2 separate regions of the Homo sapiens genome follow, and region 2 is linked to region 1. A link is a loop called in an ENCODE intact Hi-C map of the cell type or tissue named here. Cell type or tissue: HCT116. All regions are shown on one strand. Each heading gives the region's core, and the rest is flanking DNA. Links, peaks and the distances in the headings are about the cores only.

What was found. Peaks named below come from ENCODE experiments on the same cell type or tissue, not always from the same donor. Only the 100,000 strongest peaks of a DNase experiment are listed, where the experiment ranks them.
Region 2: it touches region 1 in a loop (4-fold over the local background); 4 of 110 quality-filtered maps call a loop at or near these places.

What each region holds. Positions count from the first base shown.
Region 1 is chr1:175,314,873-175,323,797 of GRCh38, reverse strand. TNR (tenascin R) reads left to right here. Exons shown (of 23, transcript NM_003285.3): 23 at 322-8,604. The coding sequence ends at 441. LOC105371623 (a long non-coding RNA gene) reads right to left here. Exons shown (of 4, transcript XR_001738302.2): 2 at 2,677-2,816. Among named protein-coding and RNA genes, the nearest start is that of KIAA0040, 130 kb to the right of the region's middle. In HCT116, for the core only: CTCF peaks have their summits at 3,953 (motif pointing right) and 6,369; DNase peaks (open chromatin) are centred at 3,997 and 6,417.
Region 2 is chr1:174,764,723-174,773,647 of GRCh38, reverse strand. All of the region lies in intron 18 of RABGAP1L (RAB GTPase activating protein 1 like), which reads right to left. Among named protein-coding and RNA genes, the nearest start is that of RABGAP1L-AS1, 190 kb to the left of the region's middle. In HCT116, for the core only: a CTCF peak has its summit at 3,506 (motif pointing left); a DNase peak (open chromatin) is centred at 3,467.

The DNA of each region.
Region 1 (8,925 bases), core at 579-8,578:
CCAAATGCTTCCACCCTGTTGGGATTTCACAACCATCTACTGGTGCATGCCACTCCTGGAAGCCAAAAACAAAGCTGGCAATAAGGAATGACCTGCAACATGTTCCCTGGAAAGACCCAGGCCACCGGCACATTTAAGGAGAAAGCTAGAAAGAGACTCTGCCCCTTTCACTTTATTGGGAACTCGGCCTTGAAGCTTCATGTTAGCTGAAAATAGCTAACCCCACATTGTGGATTCCCTGTTCCCATAATTACCCCTTTTTTGAAGTGGGGCGTTCCATGGTGGGGGATGACCTGACATGCTTATCTTTCTCACGCCCAGGGCATCAACTGGTACCATTGGAAAGGCCATGAGTTCTCCATCCCCTTTGTGGAAATGAAGATGCGCCCCTACAACCACCGTCTCATGGCAGGGAGAAAACGGCAGTCCTTACAGTTCTGAGCAGTGGGCGGCTGCAAGCCAACCAATATTTTCTGTCATTTGTTTGTATTTTATAATATGAAACAAGGGGGGAGGGTAATAGCAATGTGTTTTGCAACATATTAAGAGTATGTGAAGGAAGCAGGGATGTCGCAGGAATCCGCTGGCTAACATCTGCTCTTGGTTTCTGCTGCCCTGGAGCCTGACCCTCAGTCTCCATTCTCCCTCCTACCCAGGCCTCCTCAACCTTCACCTCCTTTCCCACCAAGGAGGAGAAGTAGGAAGTTTTCTTAAAGGGCCAATTCAAAGCCAAGTCGTGGGGTGCAGATTGTTATGGTGACAGGCACACACATTTTTCTACCCTTCTTCTGAGATGTCCTCTGCCTTCCAGGTATTTGTGATTTTGTCACAGCCTGACATGGCCAGGTTCTCACACTGGCCCAGAGAAAAGAGCCTCAGCAAGAGAGTTTTGCCAACAATTCCCCTTAAAAGGAAACAGATCAACTACACCGCATCCCAACAACCCAGGTTCTTTTCCTTCCTTCCTTCCTTCCTCCCTTCCTTCTTTCCTGCCTTCCCTCCTTCCCTCCTTTCTTTCTTGACAGTATCTCACTCTTGCTCAGTCTGGAGTGCAGTGGTGCAATCTCAGCTCACTACAGCCTCGACTTCCTGAGCTTAAGTGATCCTCTCGTCTCAGCCTCTTGAGTAGCTGGGACTACAGGCATGAGCCACCATACCTGGCTGATTTTTCTTTTATTTTTTGTAGAGATGGGGGTCTCACTGTGTTGTCCAGGCTGGTCACAAACTCCTGGCCTTGAACAATCCTCCCACCTCAGCCTCCCAAAATGCTGGGATTACAGGCTACAGCCACTGCATCCAGCCCCAAGTCCTTTATAATGGGCCAAAGATTCTCATCTTCTGACACTCTTATTATACCAGCCACATGTCCTGTTACCTTTCAAGAACAGTGGCTCTTTTCTGGCCCTGATGGAGTCTTTTGCCTAATCCCATCCTGTCTTAGACCCCAGAGCCTCAAAAGCCCAACCAGCATTTTGGAATCTAGTTCCCAAGGCATTGCCTGCTCCTGGCCCTGGGTGGCACAGTGGCTATGTGCCTGTGAGTCATCAGCCACTGCCCCCACCCTCAGGTCAGACAGACAGTCACTTTCTGCAAAGGTAGGAGGGGGAGATGGTTGTAGTTTTTAGCACTTTTGGGTCAAGCATTGAGGAAAGGACTGAAGAAGTCAAAATCAGGGCACTGCCATAGAGATTATAGTTTCCATGGGAAACACAGATCTTCCCTAGCCCTGTTTTCTCCATTTCTGGTCCTATTTGTCACAGATTCTTTTTTTCTGAATTGCAAACCGAAGGCCTCATATCTATCTTCACCCAAGCCCTCCTTAGTGTAGGTGGCTTAATAAGAGTCAGGAGAAGAAGGTATATGCCCAGAGAGCTATACCCCTGACTGATAATCCTGGAAAGAGGTTGATTTTTTTTTTCTTTTTTGGTCCTATGGGAAACAGGAATGACCTTCTTAATGAGGTGAGATCATGAGAAGCCTTTCCATCTTCTTTTATTATTCTGCCTTGCAAAGGAAAAATGACAATAGCCAAAGGAAATTACATCCAGAAATCCAAAGGTGAATAGGTGATAACTGTGGGCCTACTTCCCATTTTATGAGATGCACTGTCTTCACTAGCACAATTTGATCTTAAGCCCAAGAGAGCTAGATGCTCTAGAAGCCGTGACCTTTCAATTTCTCCTCCAAATCCAATATCAGCAACCATCCCCGCAACATCTGCCCAGATCCATGCCCAGTTCCCTGAGCTGTCTTCTCCCTTTCCTCTCCCATTCCTCAAGGCCCAGCACCATTTTCTGTAGTGCCTATGTTTGTCTGACCAGAGCAGTGTGTACCTTTGCCAACCAGTTACTGGATGAGCCTTAGTGTCGGCAATTTTCTAATGGAAATATCCTCACTCTTACCAAGCTTTGAGAACCAAGATGAAAAGTCCCTTGGGCTGACCATCAGGCCTCGGACCTCATGGGGATGCAGCCAGCCACCATTGAATGGAGGCGCTTCCCTTGCCGCAGGCTTCTAGGCTTTGTTCACTGCGGCAGTGTGGATGTGACAGGCATAACCCTGAAAAACCTAGGCACCACTTGCATTTCTCAGTTAACCATGGGCTTCAACAAACTGGGAGGAGGAAAAAACAGAAACAGATCCTTTCAACAAGCATGTAAATTACAGAAGACTTACCTAGAGACGGGGCAACAATGAATAGTAGGAAGCACATTGCATGGGAAACTTGAGGGCCGAGGTACAGGCCAACAGCTGTCATCTTAGCTACGACATGACATCGGCTGGGTTGTTTCACCTCTCTGGGCCAGTTTCTTCATCTGTCAGATGAGAGATTAGACTAGAATGAGTTCTAATTTCCCTTTCAGTTTTGACGGTCAATGATGCTAATCTGTGATCTGAAAACCTAAGTAGAAATTGGCATGGTGGGACAGCACAATTAGGTAATGAAAATTCACTAGACTCCCTGTTTAATGAGGAAAGAAGGAAAGAAGGAAGGAAGGAAGGAAGGAAAGAAGGAAGGGGAGGGAGGGAGGGAAAGAAAAGAGAGAGATTGATTCAGGAGTCATAAGTAAAACACACACACACACACACACACACACACGAAAATACTGCAGAAAAGATCATGCCGAGTGAGAGGCTGAACTCTTTTTGTCCATAAAAACAGAGACCAGGTACCTGGGTGGTGCCAGCACGCCCACTTCATCAAGGAAGTTGAAATGGAAAAAGATTATGTGTTGTCAATTCAGGTGAAAGTCAAGAAACATCAGTGGAAACAAAAATCTTCCTTTTATTGAAACCATTCTACACTATGGAACATTTTTATAAATAGTACCAGCGGCATTGCATAGCTTTATTTTGAAGCAAGAAAGAGACTTCAAAGATCAGCTTATTCAACCCTCTATAAAAGGATTTATAGATTCCTTTTATTTAATAGGGTGATTTTCTCATGAGTTTTCACCATGTTTAAAAGACACTGTGCCCCACTCTCATCCCAAGGTCTATGGTCAACTTGACTCAATGCTCATAACTTTCCTCGCTGATTCCTGCTTATCCTGCTCCTCCAAGCACAACTGCATTTCCCAAAGGTAGATCCAGTAAGCAATACTCTCAAAGCACCCACCCTATGCACACCAGTTTCCCTCAAGGGACTCAAAAGGAATCGAGGTAGACCCTTCTCAGAGGCTGTTTAACTACAGACACATCAGGATATGTACTAATACCCAAAACCAAAACCACCACCAATGACTGCAATAGATTCACTGTCTAGACCCAAGGTCCAGGCAGTTTCCCTTTTTTGCATTTCCCCAACATATAAAGATAATTTCCAACATATCAGATGCACATTCACCAGGGTTATTTCTGGAAGGTGAAGGGGTCAGGTGTAGAAGAGGTGGCAAGAATGACAAGTCTGTGGAAAACTGTTGGCCTTGAGACCACAGTGAACTGGTGGAAGGGGACTTGCTAAGTGTGGCCACAAGGTGGCAGTCACCTCCTGAAACCCCGTGTGAAACGTCAGCGGGGTTGAGAAAGGCCACGTCTCCAAGTTTCCAGGAGAGCCAAACCAGGACTCAGGAAAACCGGCCAGCTGATTTGTATGGGAGATTGATTTGTAAAAGAACAACAACAACATATGGCAGCAAGGAAATGCAAAGCAAACATCTACAAATATTTGAATCCACCTGTCCCTCACCTACCAACTTCCCCCTCTACTACTCATAAAGTGGTAGGACTCCTAATGCCCCGCTTCCTTCCACCTGAGAACCAACCAGCACCCTGATATTTCAAAGCCAGACCTAAAGAACCATGGTTGCCAATAACCTCAATGCCAAACCAAACAATCCTAATCACATTTTTACTTTTCAAATCCAGTCTCAGAGCAGAGCTGTAGATTAAGGGACAAAAAGTCATTGTGGAATCTTTTCAAATAGCTCTTGTAAAAGCATCAGTTGGGAAAGAGTTTATGAGTTCCTCTTTGTCCTCTCCTCTGGAGAAAAGACAGAACATGCAAGAACACTAGATACACCAAGCTATGGGTGTTGAAATAGACTAGCTGGTGACCTGGATTTGCAAATACCCTAGGGACATGAAAACATTTTTTCTTTTTCTTTTTCTTTTTTGTAACCTCCACCCAGAATTTCAGGAAAGGTGGGGCCACATGCCCAGGATATATGGTATTCTACTGCTTGCTTTCTTATCACCAGAATACTAGTCAATCTGATTTCTTAGTTCCATGTCTTTTCTTCCAAGGAGGTAGGGCATGGGGTTGGGGGACACTTTCCGCCTTCCTTGCATCTCACTGTCCACTCTTAAATTTTTATTAAGAAACCTCTGAAAGATTCAAAATTCAGTTCAGTTTCAATAATCCCAAAGAAGTTGGGATAATTTGTTTTCACTTGCTTCAAACTTGCCACGGCTGCAGGAGGAGTCTCAGGACCTCAGAGGAATGGGGCAGATGTGTGAAGTCTGGGAGTCTGCCTCCCACCCAGATGCCAGGAGCTGCATACTCAGCTCTGCCTCACTTCCCTGATGGTCTGCTTTCATCCAGGTTACCATGACAGAGAGGGTCTATCCTCTAAAGAAAGCTGAGTTACAGGCTGGCCCCTGGGGTTGTTCCTGTAGCCTCTCTTTGACCACATTCCTGAAGATGTTTAGCTGAATGCCTCCTCAAACCTTTGCTTCTTCCATAACCCAATCCTACACATATGTGATAAAGCTTTCTTCAACAATACTGGGTCATTTGGACACTACCAGTCCAGATGAGAACTCACAGACCAAATGAAAACTTTCAAAAGCAAGCAGGGAAAGTAACTCCTATATGCTTTAAGATGATGTATTGGTGTAGATTCAGGTCCAATTTGAAAAAATGTCTCTGGTTCTTTCTAATTGTATCCACTCTGGATTTGTTTATGCCAGTTCTACATTCATCAAGCCTTGAGAAACAGGTGGAAAGAAGAAAAATATAAAATTAAGAAGAAGCTGATGGATCATTGGAGATTCAAAACAAGCCTTCTACCGGTGGCACCACACTGAAAGGCAGAGACAAGGCAGGAGCGGCCATGGGAGAGGAAGCAGCATTGGCTTCTCACGTTCTGGCCTCCAGCCTCCCACCAGAGCTTCTGCCATTCACCCACTTAACTTGAGGAGAAACTAAGGCACCAAGGCCTGTCACTGCACCGAAAACCAGAAGCAGAAGGACTTTCTTTCTTTGCTCAACCAGTTCTGCCTGGATCTGACTTTTGCGTCACCAGTAGTCACAAGCCTGATTTGTCATCTCCAGCATTCTGTTTATTTTTTTAAGGTCAATCTTTGCCTGAAACATGACTTCATTGCACCTGCAGCACTTCATTGTCCAAATGTCCTTGGCAAACCTCACAGTCTTTGGACAGTGTTGCATTTTCTCCAAAGGGGAAATCCTCTCTCCTTCCTCAAGCTTAATAAGGCTCTTGCAGTGCATCCAAATAACACAGCTCTTGTTCCTCAGACACACTCAGCCCCCTCTGATAACTTCATAAAACAGCTCCTTATTGTCTGGGCCATGAAGCCAGGCTAATGCTAAAGTTCCAGTTCAAAAACATTTAACTCTATTATCCTTATGAGGCCAGCTCTCCTGGGTACTGGCACTCACTCACTGGCACCATGGATTCAGGTCAGGTGGTGCAAACATCTTCCCTGAGAAGCAAGCCATACACCCAACAGGTCTAGAACACCTAGGTCACAAGAAAGGGTTTCAGTCCAGATGCACTGTCAGTAAGTGAACACAAGGACAAGAATGCATGAACTGTTATTTTCTTCCCATCACTGGTTTAGCAGCCCCTAGGGAGACCCTGTGTTGCTCTTTAATATTCTGACATGGAGCACTAATATGCTCAACACTGCCTCCAACAGGCAAATGTTGGAAATACACTTTCAGAGCTGGATGGGACTCAAGATCATCTAATATAATCCTCTCATTTTATTTCCTCTCAAGGAAACCAAGGGCAAGAAAGTTTAGGCAATTTGCTCACATTCACACAGGCAATTAGTAACAGAGCTGAGTTCGGGTCTGGTATAGGCTTTTTAATTTGATTCTCCACAAATGAACACTAAGATAAATAGCATTTATTGCATACCCACTATTTACCAGATACTGTGCAAAGGGCTTTACATATATTACTTTACTAAATCCTCACCATAAACTTTAAGTCAGGTTTAACCATTTTATAGAAGAGGGAAGGGAGGGCCAGGAAGGTTAAGTAACATGCTCAAAGTCACACAGCTACTAAATAGAGCCATAATCTGAACCTTTGTCTAATTTTGAAGCCCTTGATTTTTCCACTTCATGAGGCTGCTCTTTATATTTATTTAGCTGAGTGACCACCATCTTGGATTTTACTAATATTCTTACAAGGGGGCTTTGATGCCACTTCTTCTGACTTTTAAGAAAAGGAAATTCTTGCATTATTTTTGCCATGTACTCCAGGGGACCCTCAATCTCATCATCATGGGGAATAAGAAACATTCTGACATCTCTTTCCTTTTCTTTCTTTTTAAATTTGGTAGACGAGGGAGAGGGTCCCCAACAGAATGAGAGGGGGAAGATAAGAACCAGAACATAAACCCAATACCCCCCACCCCACTCTTTTGGGAACATCCCAACATTAGAAGAGTGGGATATCCAGTCATTTTTTTCAAGCTGGAGCAGGCAGTGTAGCCAGGATTGAGGAAGGAGAAGCCACAGAATAAACATGGCACATGTTCTCAGAGCATCAATTTTACTCCAGAATTTGGGAAGAAAGGATTATATTATTAGTGTATTCAAACCAGTATGGATAGCACAAATGCAGATATCCTATAAATTTTGAGGCTAACTCCAGCAGGTTGTAGACTGATTTAGGCTACCTCCTTCCAGACTCCCAGGGGTACAAACACCTTCACAGTCCCCTGCGGGAGTACATCAGTGGAAATATTTGGGGAATGAGGCTAGAAGGCAGGAGATACATTCAGTTTACTTATCCCCCTGGTTTCTTTTCCCCACTCCTTACCTGCCCCACATCCCTAGTGGGTGGGAAGGCATCAGAAGACAGTTGGCTACAATATCAGCTTTCTCTGCTACTTTGGGGAATTTAGAAGGAAATCAGTACTTGGCAACCTGGTATTTTTAGCTGCCAGGCCAAAACTCCAGACATAAACCCCTTCCCTTTAATTGAATGATGTTTATATATAAAGGAATAGATCTCCCCAAGAAAGAACCCCAGAACACTGGTTCCATTCCAGTGTGGGGGCTGCTTGGGCAGCAGTGACACCTGTGCATTAGATGCAATAGACACTTCAATTCCTGCAAAAATGTCGGCCAACTAAGTGCTCCTTTACCAACTGCGGAGGCCCAGACTCACACCATGGTCCCACAGACTCAAGGTTTAGAATCTATGTGAGTCTATTTTGGTTAACACACAGGCTCCTCCTTCCAATCATTCACACACACACACACACACACACACACACACACATGCACACACACACATGCATGCACACATACACAGGTGCACATGCACAAACACACACATCTAATGATTCCAACCTCGAATACTCCCCAGGCCCATGGGGATGCCCAAGTACCCTAAGCAAATCACTGTGACACTGAGGGGGTCATTAACTGGGGCTCCGAGCAGCTGAAACCCACCCTGGTGGTCTCTAGATTGTTGTTCTGAGAAATCATAAACACCAAATCCTCCAATCCCTTTGAATTTGAGTTTGTCATTTTAACCTTTAACAGCCTTTTCAGGTAAAAATAACAAAGACCAATTTATTGACTTTGTAGCTACAATGAGCTTGAAAAAGCGCTTACTTAAAAGAAAGACTGGAAGGAAGAAAAAAAAAAGAAAATGGAGTACATACTCCTCAGACGATGCACACTTTAATTAGCTAAAATAAAAATAAAAATGTACAGAGGAAGGGAGAGGAAAAACCAACTTCTCTGATCCTTTCATGGCACTGTAGCTCAAAGACTGGAATCTCTGCTTGTTAACCATTGTTAACTAGTATTTTTAGTCCTGGTTGCTTTTAGCCTCTGTATAGTTCCTTTTTTAAACACATTTTCTATACGTTAATAAAAGATCCTGAAAGAAAGATGCGTGTCTTCTGAGTCCTAGGGGCACTGGGGGGCATGCCTGTCTTAAGAATGGGCCTGGCTTCTTTTCTCTGGGCCTCCCCTCCTTAACATTTCAGTCCTGCTTCTGCCAGCCCATCTTCTCCGCATCACCCTTTGGGTGGACTGTTCTCCCCCATGGCCCTGCTCCCCCTTCTATGCCCCTTGTCCGCCCTGTTTCTGTGCTTTCATTATATCCTAAATATCTCAGCCCCCTTCCTCATTCTTCCCTCCTTCTTCTCTCCTCTTTTCTACTCTCCTGCTTCTCTCCTCTCTTCTACTCTCCTGCTTCTCTCCTCTCT
Region 2 (8,925 bases), core at 246-8,245, 550 kb after region 1:
CATATAGCAATGGCTCTTGGTTGCTCTGGCTCTGCTTCTATCCTATTCAACCAAGGACATTTTTAAATTGGGACAACTATCTTTGAACATACAATAGAATATGCTTAATTCAAACAACTTGAATTAAAAAACCTGTTTTCACTCATAGTATGATGTCAACATAGATTTGTGGAATGGAGACTGATTTCACTATAATTTAAGGGTCTCCTGCTGTATAACGTAAAAAGGCATGGAATTTTTAGTGAGAGCCACCTGGCTTTTATTTATTTATTTGTTTATTACTTTTTAGATAACGGGTCTCACTATGTTGTTCAGATTAGTCTTGCACTCATGGGCTCAAGTGATCTTTCCACCTTAGCCTTCCAAGTAGCTAGGATTACAGGCATATGTCGCCATGCCTGGGATTTGAGTATCAAGTAGGATATAATCTCTTGTTCACAGAGCAATTGTAAGGTTTAAAATAAACACACACACACACACACACCCCATAGCTTAGAAGTTAAGAACACTGCCTCTGTAGTAAGACAGGCCTAGTTGTGATTGTGGTATGTCATTTGCCTAACTGAATGACTTTAACCAAGTTTTTTAACTTTTTATAAGTCTTAGTTTCCTAATCTGTAAAATGAGCATATTGATTCATACCAACAAGTCAATACAGTATTAACAGTAATAGAATCACTGATAAAATAGTAATACAATATTAACAGTAATAGAATTATTGTTAAAATTAGGATTTCTTTTAATTAATGTCAGTAAAAAAATTAAGGGTCATACACTATGCTAAGTGAAATATGCCAGAGATAAGACAAATACGATATAATTCCACTTACATGAGGTACCTAGAGTAGCCAAATTCATAGAGACAGAAAGCAGAATGGTGACTGCCAGGGGCTAAGGGGAGAAAGGAATGGGGAGTTACTATTTAACAGGTGCAAGAGTTTCAGTTTTGCAAGATGAAAAAAAGATCTGGAGATGGATGGTGGTGATAGTTGCACAACAATGTCAATTTACCTAATGTCACTGAACTGTGTACTTAGGAATGGTTAAAACTGTACTTTTTTTTTTTTTTTTTTTTTTTTTGAGATGGAGTCTTGCTCTGTTGCCCAGGCTGGAGTGCAGTGGTGCGATCTCAGCTCACCACAAGCTCCGCCTCCCGGGTTCAAGCGATTCTCCCATCTCAGTCTCCTGAGTAGCCAGGCACACGCCACAACACCCGCTAATTTTGTATTTTTAGTAGAAATGGGGTTTCTCCATGTTGGCCAGGGTGATCTCGAACTCCTGACCTCAGGTGATCCACCCACCTTGGCCTCCCAAAGTGCTGGGATTACAGGCCTGAGCCACTGCCCTGACCAAAATTGTACATTTTATGTTACGTATATTATACTACAATAAACAAAATTAAAGGTAGTGAAGATTAGTTATTTTTTTTTGTTTTGTTTTTTGTTTTTTTTTGAGACAGTCTGACTCTGTCGTCCAGGCTGTAGTGCAGTGGCGTGATCTCAGCTCACTGCAACCTCTGCCTCCCGGCTTCAAGCAATTCTTTGCCTCAGCCTCTCGAGTAGCTGGGATTACAGGCACCCACCACCAGGCCCGGCTAATTTTTTGTATTTTTAGTAGAGATGGGGTTTCACCATCTTGGCCAGGCTGGTCTTGAACTTCTGACCTCGTGATCCACCTGCCTCGGCCTTCCAAAGTGCTGGGATTATAGGCGTGGGCCAATGTGCCCGGCCGTGAAGATTAGTTTTAAAGTGCTTAGCACAGCATCAGATACATTTTAAGTGCTCAATAAATGATAGGTGTCTTACTATTAATTTTATTTATTAAACATTTAAAAAATGCATTTGAGAGCTCATTACAAACTGTTTAAATGCTACACAATTATATTGTTATTGATGGTAGCTGTCAGATTTTTTTTACATAGATCCAACACATTGCTTGGATATCTAGAAATACCTGATAGAATGATCACAGTGCAGAGGTGTGAGTGCTAGAAAATACACACACTAACATTTCACTAATGTAGAACAAATGGGTTGTTTATATTCAAGTATGGTTATAAAGAGATTTTTAAGTTGAAATGAAAACATTTTGGTGGTATTCATCTTGAAGTATAACAAATAAAATATTCCTTTGCTCCTAATTTTATTATATTGTTCTGTAAACACTTTTTTTTTTGTAAAAGAGGCAAAGATAAATTTAGCCAAGCACTTAAACAACAAACATGCAAATTATACAAAGATTCTTATCTACTCATTAAAGGACTGAAATGGTTATATAAGACATACAAACATACACACATATACACACACCTATAGCACAGATTGACACAGCTGGCATGACATAAATTTAGAGCATGCTTCCCTGTCTCTTTATTTTATAAGTTAGGAAATTAAGTGTTAAAAGGTTAGATGATTTGATTAAAATTCCACAATAAATTGATGGCAGAAATGTAATTAAAGCCCCTCAGAATCGTATCCTGCGCATCCCCCTCAAATGTGCCATGGCAAAGGACTTGCCTCAGCCATTCTTCCTCATTCCTCTTCTACATGCTGTTCACTCTCACCCTCATGTCCTATTCTCAGGTTAGATGCCACCTTTGGAAAATGTTTACTAGTTTCCCAGAATGAATTTGGCATTCTGCCTTTAGGCTCCCAAAGATCCCTTTTAAACCCCAGGATCAAACACACTGAATTCTTATGTCTGTGTGCCTCCCCTATTAGATGTGACAACTTCAGGACACAGAATGTCATCTCTGTATCCCCTGACATCTAACCCAGGGACTGTCAATAGTGAATATCTGTTGAATAAGTGAACTAACTAACCATCACAGGCTTCTCCAAAGAGAGACAGGAAAGATGGGATCAAGGACATAGTGAGGAAGTTAGCCTTGGAATGGGGGCAGAACAGACCTTCATTAAAGACAAGAGCAAAGCAGAAGAGGATGAAGACAGAGAGGGATTTTTAAGTAAAAGGGATGGAAGCTTAAATGAGTACTTATTTTGCTCACAAAAATAGAACAAGGAGGAAACTGGATTTTTTTGTTCTGTTTGTTCTCTGTCAAGGGAGCTTGTATTTCTTAGGGTACATTAAGTTCAATTTAATCACTGACTACTTGGAAATGGTGTGTTTATTCAACTGTCTTCCCTTCTTGATATTTTGGATTGTTTCATGAGAAATAAGTAATGAGAAATTGCTTCAACAAATTTAAGGTATTATATAATATGTGCATGGTACTGTGATGATATACATTTTTTCCTGATACAGATCCCTGTTTCATAAAATGTATTATTTCTGAAACTTTAAAACTTTAAAATTCCTTGAGTATCCTAATTAGAAGCCCAGTATTTGTGTTTGTTGGTTTGTTTTAGCATTTACTAGATAGCATCTTGAAACTAACCTATCATCAAACTGAAGATGCACTAGAGAAAGTTAAAAACAAACAAATGAAATATTCAAGTAACAAATGATCCAGGAGTGGTGTTTTACTGCCACCAACAGGACAATAGGCATTCCTTCATGAAAGTTACAAAACTAATGGAATGTACAAAATCATTGCAAATCCAAAAAAAAAGTTTATGAGTTGTTTCATTCTTTTTTTCAGGTGTTTAGACTTCTATTTTTGTAACATGAATATTAACTACAGAAACTACATTCCCAACTTCAGTTCTTCCTTAAGTCACTATCTTCAAACACAGAAACAAGAACTTTTAACCCAAGTTGGTACATCAAAGACTAGGGAGAACTGAAATCCATTTTCCAGTTTCAAGGTCTTTTGCTTTTCTTTCTTTTTTTTTTGAGACGGAGTCTTGCTCTGTCGCCCAGGCTGGAGTGCAGTGGCGTGATCTCGGCTCACTGCAAGCTCTGCCTCCTGGGTTCACACCATTCTCCTGGCTCAGCCTCTGGAGTCGCTGGGACTACAGGCGCCCACCACCATGCCCGGCTAACTTCTTGATCTCATCTAGCCAACTCCCCTCCTGGCTTTAGCCTTCAAGCTGCCATTCATTATTCCTGGGCTTAAGCCAAGCTAACTTTGGGAAACATTTAGTTTATAGTTTAAATGATAATAGCCTTTCCCCAAAACTCAACCGACCTTGTAAAGCTAATGAGAGACCACCAGGCTAGGGGGATAGAGGAGCTTGAATTCTTCTATGGTGTGGACGTGATTGTCAGCCATTATTCTGGAGGTCACAAGATATGCAACTTTCCCAATTACTCCTGTAGATAACATCACTATTATAGAACCTAAGAATGGCCTTTTGGGATATCTTTTCAGGTTTTTTGCATGACACCAATGGCTCCACCTGGACCCACCAACTGCTCCTGTGGCCCCACCCAGAAGCAACTCAGCGCACAAGATGACCGTTTTCCACACCCCTATGATTGTGCCCCCAACCAATCAGCAGCAAGTATCCATTGTCTAGCCACCTCCACCCCTTCTTCCAAACTACCTTGGGAAAATCCCTAACCTTCAATGAGACTGATTTGAGTAATAATTCCATCACCTGCAAAGTGTGGCTGTCTTCATATCAATTAACCTCTTTCTTTACTGCAATGCTCCATGAATTGATTTTGTTTGTGCAGTGGGCAGGAAGCACCTGTCAGGTGGTTACAGTGACAATGGTGGTGACAGTAGTAATCCAGAAATGAAGTTCTAAGGAAAAAAAAAACTTTTCTGATAGAGGGTAAAAGAGATCAGGAACAAGACAAAGATAATTACTCTTGCCACTTCCATTCAACATTGTACTGTTAGCAGTGAATCTGTACAGGTCTGCAGCAACTCGAGATTCTTGCCTCCTCAATAAAAAGAATTTGTCCAAGAGGGCATAAGGCAGAGTGAGAGATTAAGGCAAGTTTTTGAGCAGGAGTGAGAATTTATTAAAAACTTTTAGAGCAGGAATGAAAGGAAGTAAAGTATTCTTGGAAGTGAGCCAAGCAGGCAACTTGAGAGATTCAAGTATACTGTCTGACCCTTGACTTAGGGTTTTATACATTGGCATGATTCCAGGGTTTGTGTTTCTTCTCCCCTGATTCTTCCCTTGGGGTGGGCTGTCCACATGCACAGTGGCCTGCTAGCCCTGGGGTGGGGCCGCATGTACAGTGTGTTTACTGAAGTTGTGTGCATGTTCATTTGAGGTATTTTTCCCTTACCAGTTGACTAGTGTTCCCAGAGGAGGGTCATATACCTGTTAAACTCCACCAGTTTGCCTCCTGGTGGGCATGCTTGAGCCTACTCGCAAAATCCTGAGATCTTATTAAGAAGCTGCTGATCACCAGCTTCAGGTGGTTTCTATCTATTGGGAGACAGCCTTTCCCTGGCGCAAGCTACAACCATTATGTTAGATAGTTTAACAACTGCATGACCATTACCTGATGGTCACCTGACATTCCTGGGGAGGAGGGCCCTCTCCTGTCCTGTTCATGTCTGCCTAGTTACCTATTCTGCCAGTACTGGAGGTTTTAGTCAGAGGAATTAGGCAAGAAAAAGAAAGAAAATGCATCCAAATCAGAAAGGAAGAAGTAAAAATATGTCTACAAGATGACTGATACAATTTGGCTTTGTGTCCCCACCCAAATCTCATCTTGAATTGTACTCGCATAATTCCCATGTGTTGTGGGAGGGACCAGGTGGAGATAACCGAATCATGGGGGTGGTTTCCTCCATACTGTTCTTGTGGTAGTGAATAAGTCTCACGAAATCTGATGTTTTAATAAGGGGAAACTTGTTTCACTTTGCTCTCATTCTCTCTCTTGCCACAGCCGCGTGAGATGTGCCTTTCACCTTCAGGCATGATTGTGAGGCCTCCCCAGCCACATGGAACTGTAAGTCCAATAAACCCCTTTTTTTTGTAAATTGCCCAGTCTCGGGTATGTCTTTATCAGCTGCATGAAAACATACTAATACAATGACATCTTGTATTTCAAAAATCTTGGGAAACACACAATACACATACATGAATATTAAAGCTGAAAATGAGTTCAACAAGGTTGCAGGTTATAAGATCAATATAGATAAGTTGGTTCTATTTAACCTGGGAGGCGGAGCTTGCAGTGAGCCGAGATTGCGCCACTGCACTACAGCCTGGGTGACAGGGTGAGACTCCGTCTCAAAAAAAAAAAAAAGGAAAGTCAGTTGTATTTTTGGATACCAGTAATGAGGACGCAGTGAAAATGAAATTAACAAACAATTCAATTCACAATAGCATCAAGCAGAATAAAAGTTAGAATTAAATTTTTTCAAGTGCTTTAAGACTTTTGTATGCTAAAAACCACAAAGTATCATCAAAAAAAATTAAATAAGACCTAAATAAATGTGAAAAAACCTCATGTTCATGGATCAAAAGTCTCAATATTGTTAATGTCGATGAAGAGTCAAGCTCTGTAAAATATTTGAAGAGGTTTATGCTGAGCCAAATATAAATGACCAATGGCCCATGACACAGCCCTCAGATCATGAAAACATGTGCCCAAGGTGGTCGGAGAACAGCTTAGTTTTATACATTTTAGGAAGACATGAGACATCAATCAAATCCATGGAAGATGTACATTGGTTTGGTCCAGAAAGGTGAAACAACGGGGAAGTGGGAGCTTCCGGGTCACAGGTAGATTCAAAGATTTTCTTATTGGCAATTGGTTGAAAAAGTTAAGTTGTTGTCTAAACACTTAGGAATGTCTGGGTTAAGATAAGGGGTTGTGGATACCATGGTTTTATCATGCAGGTGAAGCCTCCAGATAGCAGGCTTGGAGAGAATAGATTGTAAATGTTTAACAGACTTAACAAGTCTGTTCTATTGGTGATTCCAAAAGGGAAGATGGCATAATGAGGCATGTCAGACTCCCACCTTCCCCCATCATGGGCTGAATTTGTTTTTTCAGGTTACCTCTGAGATGCCCTTGTCAAGGGACTGAGGTAAAAGAATGGTCAGGGGGCTTAGGATTTCATTTTTGGTTTACATTCAGATGGCATTACTCCTCAATGGATACAGAGATTCAAAGCAATCCCTATTAAAATCCTATTGCCTTTTTGGCAGAAACTGACAAACTGATCCTAAAATTCATATGAAAATGCAAGGGACCTGGAATAGCCAAAACAATCTTGAAAGAGAAGAACAAAACTGGAGAATGCACACTTCCTTATCTCAAAACTTATTACAAAGCTAGAGTAATCAAGACTGTGGTACTGGTGTAAGAACAGACACACAGATAAGGGAATAGAGACTCCAGAAATAAAACTGTCCATGGTCAACTGATTTTTGACAAGGATGCCAAGACCATCCAAAGGAGAAAGAAGAGTCTTTTCAACAAATGGTATGGGGACAAGTAGATAGCCATGTGCTAAAGGATGAAGGTGTACCCCTAGTGTATGGTATGCTAGGGCTGTCATAAAAAGGAATCAGACTGGGTGGCTTAACAACAGTGATTTATTTTCTCACAGTTCTGGAGGCTAGAAGTCTAAGATCAAGGTGTCAGCAGGGTTTGTTTCTTCTCACACTTTGGCTTGTAGATGGCTGTCTTCTCCCTGTGACTTTGCATGATCTTCTCTCCATACATGTCTGTGTCCCAATGTCCTCTTAAGGATACTAGTTATATTGGACTAGGGCCCACCCTAATGAGCTCATTTTAACTTAATTACCTCTTTAAAGATTCTATTTCCAAATACTGTCACAGTCTGAGTAACTAGGGGTTACGACTTCAACATATGAATTTTGGGGGTAGGGGGGAAACACGATTCAGCCATAATGCCCTGCCTTACATCATATACAAAAATTAACTCAAAATGCATCAAAGTCCTAAATGTAAAAGCTACAATTATAAAACCCTTAGAAGAAGAAATTTTCGTGACCTTAGATATGACACCAAATGCACAAACAACTAAAGAAAAAATAAATTGGACTTCCTTAAAATTAAAAATGTTTGTGTTTCAAAGGACATTATCTAGAAAATGAAAAGACAGTCCACAGAATGGGAGGCAATACCCAGCACATATAAAGAACTGTTATAGCTCAGCCTGGGCAACATAGTAAGACCCTGTCTCTAAAAAAAAAAAAAAATTTGCTGGACATGGTGGCACACACGTAGTCACAGCTACTTGGGAGTCTGATGTAGGAGGATCCTTTGAGCCCAGGAGTCTGAAACTGCAGTGAGCCATGATTATGCCACTGCATTCCAGCCTGGGCAACAGAATGAGACCCTGACTCAAAAAATATATATCTGTTACAACTCAACAATAAAAGTGCAGGAAACCCAATTAGAAAGTGGGCAAAGGATCTGAACAGCCATTTCTCCAAAAAAGATATACAAACGGCCAATAAGCACATGAAAATATGTTCAGATGAGATCGGGCGCATTCAGGGTGGTATGGCTGTAGACTAGAAAAGATGTCCCACATCAGGAGAATGCAAATCAAAACATAACAAGATGTCACTTCATGTCCACTAAGGTGGCTATAATAAAAAATAAAGTAGACAATAACAAGTGTTAGCAAGGATGTAGAAGAATCAAACCCTCATTGTTTCGATTGTCTCCTATTCACCCTGCTAATACGGGAGGAATTCCTGCCCTACGGTTGCAGCCATGGTCAAACACGGACAGATGAGATTGACACGGACAGATGAGATTGACAGTAGTTTACCTGACACGGACAGATGAGATTGACAGTAGTTTATTAGTAACAGGTATTCACATCCCCAAGGGAGGAAAACATCATGGAAGGGCTGGATTAAAACACAGTGAACAATCAGGGGCTGTGGGAGGCAGCTTTATGGTATCAAGAGAGTGGGGTGCCCCCTAGCTCCCCTGGGATGATGTGATTGGCTTGTCTGAATAATGACACAGGCTGGCAAGGAACTGAAGTTTGCTACTCTAAGAAAGAACAATGCCACTGGGTATAGTGGCTCACGCCTACAGTCTCAGCTACTTTGGAGGCTG